Linked DNA regions of Homo sapiens: region 2 is linked to region 1. A link is a contact called in ENCODE Hi-C data. All regions are on one chromosome and are shown on one strand. The core of a region is the stretch at or near the end of the contact, and the rest is flanking DNA. Distances in the headings are between cores, read along the strand shown. Region 1 holds the start of TP53TG1 (TP53 target 1). Region 2 holds the start of KRIT1 (KRIT1 ankyrin repeat containing).

Evidence for each region. Hi-C counts contacts between places; a loop is a spot of excess contacts on that map. Pooled maps may share reads with other maps.
Region 2: a map of B cell shows a loop between it and region 1 (8-fold over the local background). The contact joins the promoter of KRIT1 here to the promoter of TP53TG1 in region 1. A Hi-C loop is called at or near these places in 2 of 168 maps with a recorded cell type or tissue (B cell and naive thymus-derived CD4-positive, alpha-beta T cell) and 6 of 50 pooled maps.

Annotation. Positions count from the first base shown.
Region 1 is chr7:87,342,641-87,347,916 of GRCh38, reverse strand. It overlaps TP53TG1 (TP53 target 1), which reads left to right and starts at 2,425. Exons shown (of 3, transcript NR_015381.1): 1 at 2,425-2,874. CROT (carnitine O-octanoyltransferase) reads right to left here and starts at 2,253. Exons shown (of 18, transcript NM_021151.4): 1 at 2,150-2,253; 2 at 1,487-1,577. RefSeq lists a silencer at 2,228-2,437.
Region 2 is chr7:92,244,050-92,248,807 of GRCh38, reverse strand. KRIT1 (KRIT1 ankyrin repeat containing) reads left to right here and starts at 2,894. Exons shown (of 19, transcript NM_194454.3): 1 at 2,894-3,018; 2 at 3,637-3,906; 3 at 4,659-4,758. It overlaps ANKIB1 (ankyrin repeat and IBR domain containing 1), which reads right to left and starts at 2,834. Exons shown (of 20, transcript NM_019004.2): 1 at 2,289-2,834. RefSeq lists a silencer at 2,399-2,788 and an enhancer at 2,719-3,013.

The DNA of each region.
Region 1 (5,276 bases), core at 1,176-3,675:
GTGTGGCTTTGTGATGACCTTGTGTGTGTCACTTCCAGGTCATGCTCCCAAAAAGGAATGCATGTGTTCTCCCTGCACTTTCCCTCCTTTTTACTACCTGCTAGGTAGTGACGAACTAAACAGCACCATGGCCTCATTTATGGAAGTCATATATGCAGGATTGCAGAATCTCCCTACTAGTCCTGGACTCCTACCTCTAGATGTATGGAAAAAAAAAAACTTCTATTTTATTCATACCATTGTATTTTGGGCTTTCTATTGTAGGGAGAAGAGCTTAGCCTGTACCACTAATATAAAGAGATAATTTGAAAATGAGAAATAATAATTAACTCAAAGTTCTTTAGCTTCTTTCTATCTATTGACTTTGGCTGCACACCATTTTGACCATCCATAAAAATGGGTTTGTACCTAATGGAAATGTAGATCTGGATCCAAGTACAGACTCTGCCACTTTCTAGCCATGTGCCCCTAGGGCAACCAACTTTAAGTGAATTTCCTTATCTTAGAGTGGTTAATCATACAATTCAATAAAGTCAGAATTTGTTTTCAATGCCTGTGAAAGCACATTATAAAAACAAAATAATCCTGCCTGAAACCACCATATTGTGGTAGGCACAATTACTATGAATGGCCCCCAAGATTCCACCCCTGCTAATCCCCAGAACCTGCGAATATGGTGAGATCATTACTCCTGTGATTGTGATATTCTCTACAGAACTGACCTTAAAATAGGGATATTATCGAATTGGAACTAATCTAATCACTTGAGTCCATAAGAGCAAAGAGCTTTCTCTGGCCAGTGGCAGACAAGTAAGACTGCTTTAATGCTTGAGAAGGATTTGTGGTGTCTTTGAAGATGCAGATGGCCTTAAAGAACTGAAAGAGGCTCAGGCTGACAAACAGTAAGGATATAGAAATGTCAGTGTGAATTCTACCAACAATCTGAAATAGCCTGGAGGTGGATTCTCCCCTAGAGCCTCCAGAAAAGAATCCAAATCTACAGAAACCTTGGTTTCGGTTTTGTGAAATTCTAAGCCAAGTACTCAGCTAAGCCCACCCAAACTTCACATTTACAGAAGCTATGAGATAATACATTTGTGTTGTTTTAATTGTTGCATTTGTGTAATTGGTTAAGGCAGCAATAGAAGACTAGTACACACATACAGAGAAGATAAGCTATTCTGTTTACCTCTGTGCCACTTAATAGACTCTAGAAAACTGGAAGCAAGAGTATTAGTTACATACCCACTATAGTGCTTAACCCACCAACCGGTACACATTAAAAATATAAATTATTGGATTCTTTCTTGAAGAGTTTTCTTGAATTCTCAACCACAAAGATTAAGTTAAATAAGATGGTTCCAATAGCACTAAGAAAATGATTATGCTAGATTTAATTAGAATTGACTTTCTGGGGGCAATTAGATATGAATTCACAGAAAGTGGAAAAGAACCACGAACAATACGTGAAGGAATTGTCACATACCAGTACACCAAGAAGATGAACTGCTTGAGACTGCCAGGAGCCTGCTGCAACAATTGTTTTGAGATCACAGGGAACTGGACTAAGTCGGTGACTGTGGGAAGAAAGAAACAAGCTTAACAAATATTTAAGAGGGAAAAAGAAATGAACAAGCTAGTGAAAGAAGGTGGAATGCAGACAAACTAGGAGTTGGGAGTTCCCAAGACAAACTTTTCGTGAATCACTGCAAACACACGCAAATAGTCCACCTGCTAGAGAGCAGGAGTAAATGATCATACAATTAAGTAGGTTTCAGACAAGTACACCTTCCATTAGACGGGTTCAAAGGGTAGAGGATACGTTTTCAGTGGCTGGGTAACAGGTTCGTCGCAGAGTGGCAAGGGGTAGAAGCAGGAGCAGAGGGCAATGAGAGCTCGGAGGCTCTTCCCACCAACCCAAGAGCAACTCTGCACTCAAGAGGCCATCAAGTGAGAGAAATCTAAGCACTACAACGGAGCAGCCCCGCGGCCCAACCTTGAGGGTACCCCTGAGACCCCAGCAGGCGAGATGCTTGATGACACTACTCCCCCACCAAATCCAGGCACCTTTGCGGTTCTGCACGACTTAACTTTCCCCCGCCCCCGAGTTGAAGGATTAGGGGAGGGAGGGAATGCTGCTTCAACGGACCTGTCCGTCCTCACCGCCCGCGCCTCGCCGCCTCTGCCGCAGCCTCAGCCTGCAGCAGCACCGGCTCGCTCCCCCTTGGGCCTCAAAGGTGCGGGAATTGGACTGAAGGCCGCTAGGGTCCCGCCCCGCATTCGCCGGGGAACAGGATTGGATAGAAAGCCGCGAGGGTCCCGCCCCTCACTTTCCGGGGAACGGGACTGGACGGACAGCTGCAAGGGTCCCGCCCCGTGCCTGACGTCGGGGGCGAGCCGGGCCTGCGCGGTAGTGGGACCCGACCCTGTCTCCAGTGGGCGTCTTGGGCCCCGGCTCTATTCTGGGCTGCGGGCCTGGGAAGGGCTCGCCGGGTGCCAAATGAGCTGTCCTAACTCTGCGGGGCTGCAGCTTCCTGCATGATGCTGGGGAGCTTGGCGCCTGACCCAGGATCTAGAAGGCACTCTGGGCAGGCCGCGCTCCGCCCACGAAGGTACCCAACCCTCTGGGATAGATGCAGGAAGCGATGGTTAAGACCCATTTTCACCCAACTTCTCGCCGCAGGTCTGGCTTACCACACGCTCCTCCCCATTCCCAGTGAGCCGCTTTTTGCAGCACCAGGCGAACACTTACACCAGTGCTTTGTAAAGGAATCTTATTGTCCACCCCGTGTCTTGGCAAAAGAACAGTGATCACACAGATTCCTACTTGGGCTCTTTCCTTTAATCTTCGGAGGCTGAGTTTGCCCAACTCAGGTATGCCGCAGCACACTACATCATCTCGGGTCTCCTTGCTCTTCTGCAGCTCTTCATTGCTACCCAAGTTATTTGAATACCCCAGGGATGCTTACCCCCGGGCCTATCTGATGTCTTTTACTGTTGTGCCAAGAAATGGAATCTTTAACCAGAGTGGAGCTACCCAAGTTCTAGAAGATCATAATGTGATTGACTTAGTTTCACAGATTAATTCATTTTGCTTTTACCTTCTGAAATAAAATATACTGTTTCATTTTTAATTTTAAATACACTGTTTCATTTTTTTGTGGAAGGAAAGACCAAATGTTTACACTGACTCTGAACTAGTTATCAAAGATAAAGATTTAGATTTCAAATTAACATGTCATGACAGGCCCCATTCCTTTGTCTGTCGTTTCTAACTCCTTTAGCAGTAAAGTTTGACCTGAAGGGAAGTGAGGCTATGTGTAACTGAATGTTCCCTTTGTGTAAATATTCATAAGTTTTCTACAGAAATATTGTGTTTGATTACAGTACAGCTTGCTGGAAGTGTTTCATAATATATGGCAGACGTACTATTCTAAGAAAAGTTCTGAATTTTGAAACATATCTAGCCAAAAAGATTTTAAATAAGGGATTAGGAATTTGTAGTTGTAATTTCTGAAGGTGTGATAAAGAACTTTTTCTTTCATATATAAGTGCGATGCTCTGGATGATGTTAAAGTTTGCTTACAAGATAAAGTTTTTAAATTGAGTAACTAAAAACTACTCAGAAACCTTCGTTGTATTTTTTTTCTCCTTTTTAGTGAGTCTTGGCATCTCTTTAAAAGTTTATGCATGTTTAATGCCTGTTGGTGCATAGAATTTAGAACCATTTCGCTTCACTCTTTTTCCTACTCTTGTTGTTTATTTCAATGGAAACAAGATGTTTCTGTAAAGATTCCTGAATTATCGGATAGACAAAAAGGTGTGGGAGTGAAAAAATGAATGGAACACAGATTTGAGTATGTAGAAAAAAATCTTTTAAAATATGTTATACTGATAAGCATATGTACCCCAAATCACCAAAAACAGGTATTTTAAAATATGTTTGGCTTCAAAATGTGTGATATATATTTTAATGAAAGATTCCAAATTATGTTGCATTCAGGTTAAACTTGAACGAGTTTGCATTTCTTAGAGTGGAGCGGGAGATATTGGCTGGTAAGGAAGATGTTTTAGGCACTTGAAGTATTTGTGATAGCAAGAAGTTGTTCCAAGATTAAAAATTGACTATGAGTCAAAGTAACTTTTTGGAGGAAAATTTGTAAGTAGTACAAGTGGTGATAATTTTTTAAGTTGCCATTAAAAAAATCTTTTATTTTTGTTCTTCTGTAGTTCTTACTCAGCATACCACAAATTGCAAAAGACTTTATAGATAAGTCTAGATAAATTTCACCATTAAAAAGTATTAAAATGCTAGACTAAGAAGTTCATGTTTCAATCTGCATAACTGGCTTCCTGCTAAGATTTGTGACTCTAATAAGTAAGGAGATATGGTAAATAGCCCTAATCTATGGGAGACCTGTAACCTCCTTTCATTCTGATGTATAAAATGAACATGTTGAAGAAATAATTTTGTGATGTTTCTTCTTTTTAATGGGGGGGCAGTAGAAATATGGTCATTTTGGGAAGCAGCCAACAGCAAATTAAAGTACACTGGACGCAAAGAGGGCAATGTAGCATTAAAAATGAACTCCACTGCCAACAGCAGATGAACAGTGTTTGATACAAAAGGTCTCTTTTTAGTACTAATCATTGATTTGGGGTTGCTTTTGATGATATTTACAGTACATGAAAAGTTGCCACCAAAATCTGAGGGGAAGAGTTAAGATAACTATGATGTTTTTGCATCTCAGAAAAAAATACCTTCTTACTAAACAAAATATAACATTTAAAAATTTTGTTAACATCTTTGTTGAAATATAATTTACATACCATAAAGTTCGGCCATTTAAAGTCCACAAATCAATGGTTTTACTATATTCACAGGGTTATGCAGTCACCATAAGCTAATTTTAGAACATTTGGTTCAAATATTTAAAAAGATTATTTTCTACATACTCAAATCTCTGTTCCACTCATTTTTTTCAGTCCCACAACTTTTTCTATATCCAAAAATCCAGGCATCTTTACAGGAACATTTTGTTTCCATTGAAATAAATAACAAGACTGGGAAAAGAGTGAAGCAAAGTGGCTCTAAATTCTGTGTTACCAACAGGCATTAAACATGATTCATCAACTGACTGATGAATGTATGAACCACTTTTTGTTTGTCCATTCATCAGTTCATGGACATTTGGGTTGTTTCTACCTTTTGTCTATTTAAATAATGGTACTATAAACATTTGTGTACAAGCTTTGTGTGAACAGGCTTTCAATTA
Region 2 (4,758 bases), core at 1,645-4,144, 4.9 Mb before region 1:
AAAATTACCATTCCCCCTAAGGAAGTCACTTTGAAAAGTAAATTAAAAACCTAAACATTTTTAGATCAATGTATAAAAACTCCCACAGACTGGTCTCTTTAATAATGACTTAGTCCACTCCCAAATCCTTTTTGGCAAATGTGTCAAATATTTGAAGGAAATATTTTAAAACTTAATCTAAATAAATGTCATATGCATCCTCAATGGGGGAAAAATTACCCAAAGCACTGAGGAATCTTTTCCAACTTCATTTCAAGGACATTCAGATTAACTTAATTCATAGTTCTTCCATCTACTTATATATGAAAATGAGCTCGCACTTTTATCTACAAGCAAGTTGTAAATACACATATTTCACTTTCACAAGTTTGAGTGCATACCCCAGAAAAGAAAGAGGAAAGAAAACCCACTCTTTGAGAAGTGGGCAGTGCCACAGGAGTACAAAAGAGTGGCTAACAAAACTTCCCTCCCATGTTTCAGGAGTCACCTACCTGTTAGAGCCCTTGTTTACAGCACAGTTGGCACAGTTTCAGACTCCTTACATATTGAAAACTCAAAATTCTCGGTGTAGTGGTCAAGGGAACAGTGAAATAGGAAAATATAGTTCTATCTTCCCCATCCTACCCCAAGGAAAAGAGAATCAACAACATTTTTTCTAAGACTTCTCCAAGATAGCGCCCATCACCTCACTATAGCACCCTACTCTTATTCAGAAACTGAACAATTTTACAGAAAGCAAAAGCCACACCCTTAATAATACACTCAACTCTGCACAGTGCTTGGCTTCTGTGCTAAGTACATTTCCAGAGACAGAGTTGGAGCTACATCTCCTGAGCCTACTTCAAATTAAAATCTGTGAACAGTGAGAAGTTACAAATCAGATAATAGCCCAAAATCAACTGCTGAAAGGAGGTTGGGGGGAAAAGTCATTAAACACATCCATCTTTCTTAATGAAATGACAATGTTTTTCAGCAACACAAAACACCAAAGCTACCAGTCTACACTACACAGTAGTTTGCAGAATGACAACCTGCAGTACACAGTAAAATTATTCTTAAATTATCGTTTGCTTCCTATGGTGCTCTGAAAAGTAGCAAATGCATAAAGTCATATAAGAGCTATTGTCCAATCACTGACAGCATTAAAATTATTTTTAAATCTAATTTCTGGAAAGTTCTGCAGGAGCAGTTTGAAAAGCAAATCAAATTCTAATGAGAAAAAACGCCTAGTTCAAAAATCTGAAAATATACTTTGAAGACATTCACAGTTTAAGCAGCAGGAGGGTCATAGGCACCAAGGTGTGTAACATCTGTGAGTGGCTGATACAAAAAAAGATTTCTCTGGAATTAATGATTGAAAATAATTATCAAATACAATCTAATATGATCTTTAAACGTCTGTCTCAAAAGCAACAAAGCAAAAGCTTGTAACAAAGCAAAACCTTCCAATACACAGATTTTTACACCTTACACATACCCACATACTTCACAAATTAAGAACTAGATGAAAATTAGAACACTAAAATTTAAAGGTATCTAAAATACACTATTTGAAACAGCAGACTCTTATCTTTACATTTATCTGTCAGATCTACCAGTAAAGCTCTTCTGAAATGGTCATTCCAATACAAGATTGTTCGATATGCCATTCCGTGTGAATAGAGCTTGGGAGACTAATTCTCAAAATCTCCTCAGGAGATGCTTTATTACAGCTCTAGTTTCAATTTCCTGCGACTCAAACAGCTACGTACAGAAAAACAGCTCATACATACGGAGAAGAATAAGAATACAGGGGAGCGCTCCATTCTTTTGTTTTGGTGGCAGAAGCTGCAAAAATAAAGGTTCACTGGAGCCATCTGCACCTATCCCCACCCATCACAGCCCTGCAGAGCACTTTTACCCATCCGCTTCTCAAGACTCTCTCTAGCCCCCGAGGTCGGCAGAACCCGTGGCTTTCCACGTCTCAAAGGATGGGGGTGGGGGGGAGGCTGCGAGGAAGGACACAGATCCTTTGAGGACAGAGGGACAAGGAGATGCATCCAGATGGGGAGGATGGGACGCGTCACGGAGACCCGGAGGCTTGCAAATTCGCTGGGAGAAAAGCCCTGTAGGGCAGAGAATGCTGCCTGTTCAGGGATGGGGACAGACAGAACAACAATGCTCCAAAACAGGCGACAGACACACTCCTAGTAGATCCGGGAGGGTGTGAAGTAGGTAGCTCTGAACTCGGAGCCACAAATGGGTAGAGGCAGCCTCAAACACATCTGTACCGCGAAGCTGAGACTTACGGTTACTTCTCTCGCTGAGGGTAAGGGTCGGTGGACCCAGCAACTCCGCAGTTCCGCCTCCGCCGCCCCTGCCTCTACAGCCGAGCTGGTGACCTCAGGTACCCAGCCCGCCCCACCCACCCGGACGGTTGCCCCTTCCTCGCCGGCCCGGGTGCACCCGCCAGGCGGAGGCTGATGTGGCCGAGGGTGCGCACTGGCGGCCCGCGGGAAGCGCTGCGTGAGCCGAAGGCGCCCGCGGCGAGGCTCAGACTGGGTGGGCGCCCCCCATCCCTCTCCGGCCGCTGCGCCGCCTCACTCGGGGGAGGGGAAGAGGGGGCGGTGGCTCTTGCCTCCGCCTCGCGGTCAAGCCCGGCTCATGTTCCAGCCTTGCGCGCTCGCAGCCCCGGCCGCCCTCTTCCCCTCCCCCGCCTCCGGCTCCGGCTCCGGCTCAGCCGCTGGCACCCCCACCGCCACCACCCTAGTCTCCTAGTCGCCTGCCACCAGCCCCTGAGAGACTGCAGGTCCAGTGAAAAGGAGCAGGAACGGCAGCAGCCCGGCCGCCGACCCGGAAGCTCTTTCACCGCCAACCGCGAGGCTGCAAAGGGTGTGAACCCGGAAGCGATTTCATAGCCACGGTAACGGCGGGGTGGAAAGCTAAGGCCTTTGAAGACCTGGGACCCCGTAGTTTCGGGAGAGGGTGAGGGGTGAATGGTGCTGAGGTGCGAGGAGAGGGAAGGACAGTAAAGAGCAGGTGGGCAGGAGGGTCTCCGACTCCAGAGACCTGAGCTTTTGGGGCGCGGGTGGGAGCGCGGGGGAACCCTCAAGACGGCTTTCTTTTGGCGACTGAGGGTTTTTCTGCCACAGGAAGCTGGGCCGGGCTGCTGTGCCTGGGAGGAGGGAAGGAGGAATGAGAAAGCGGTGACGGTCCCTGCCCCCCCTCGCCAGGTGACTGTCCCACCCATTTAGTTGAATGTAGCGGCCAGAGAGGCACTCGCGGCAGCCCGTACGGGTGGGACCTCTCGGTGTCCTTCGGGAAACAGGAGGAGCAAGTTCGACTCCAGCGAGGGAAAACGGAGGTGGGAGACTGAACCATCTCCACATCTAGTTGCCCCAGGCAAGGAGTTTATTTTTCACATGTAGTTACAGAGAAACCATAGCCACTTTTTGGGTGGAAACTCTTTGAGCAAAGAGGCTTACGTTTTTCCCCAGTAGTGGACGTTGACGGGTGGTGGCGCAGGAAAAAACCTCCCAGGCAGAGTGATTACGTATTTTTGTCATTGCAGGGAAAGGGATTCACAGCTTGTCATTCTAACTCACTTCTCCCCCTGTAACTCACTTCTCGCCTCTACACTTTTCTCCACCTTTTAAGGTTTTTGGCTTTCATCGCTTTTTCTACATGTTTTTAGCCTCACCAGAAGTCTTTCATCTCGGTGGTCCAACTCAGGATCTCAGCCTCATTATTTTCTTACCCTTCTGGAGTGCATATGTGCCTTTACAGTTTCTGTTTGCAAACGCTGTCTAGCATACTAAGAGGATGTTAGCAAACCTGTTCCATGGACACTAAATGGCAGTTGTACATCTCCCCTCATCAGTCATAGTGACAACCAGAAATGCCCTCCATATTTTCCAGTGATCCCAGGTAGGTGCCACCCCCCTAATTAAGGACCACTTCCACTGCTTTATTTATAAGATCTTATTACTTAGGGAGCATATTATCATTTGTGCCTAACATTTTCCAGAATGGAGTGAGCCATATAACAAAATGCCACGTTTCCTGTACTTATTCACTTGAACCCTCATCTCAGACTCAGTCTAAACATATTGCAAACTCTAGTTATACCTTTCTTGTATTTTAGTTCAAGCTACTCATTTTCTATCAGTTTGTCTGTGTTTCTCCCTTAGCAGTTTTACCTTCCTATGTTAGTTACTTTTGTTATTTTCCTGTTAAGCCTTTGTTTCCTTCTTTCATGTCACTGGAAGAATGTAGATTTTAAGTAGTCAAGTACGAATAGTTCTTGAAAATGAATTTTAAGAATATTTTGGGGATATGGTAAAAAAGTATTTGGTTTAAGAAAACAAAATACTGTTACTGTCATAGTTATGTCTTTTTAAAATCACATTTGTTTACCTTTTAAAAGTTCAGGCTTCTGTGCAGTATTAATTAAATATTCTAGAGAAGTGATGAGTATTGACAAAGTACTTTGCTAGTAAATGTTTTCTTAACATGAGTTGACCAAGACAGGAATTGATTTGCTTTAAATTGTCTTTAGAAAAGTAAGAGTTACTTGATTTTTCTTTTAGGTCCTTAATAGATAAAATGGTTTCTGTAATTGTGCCCATATATCATACAGTGTATTCACAATACAATGTCTTTCTTTTTGGGGCTTGCAGTCTTCAATGCGTCTGTCTCATAATTTGTAAACGTTTATTATCTTGAAGTCATTGTTAATCTGTGGTGAAAAGTAATTGCTAAATAGAAATTCTGAGAAGA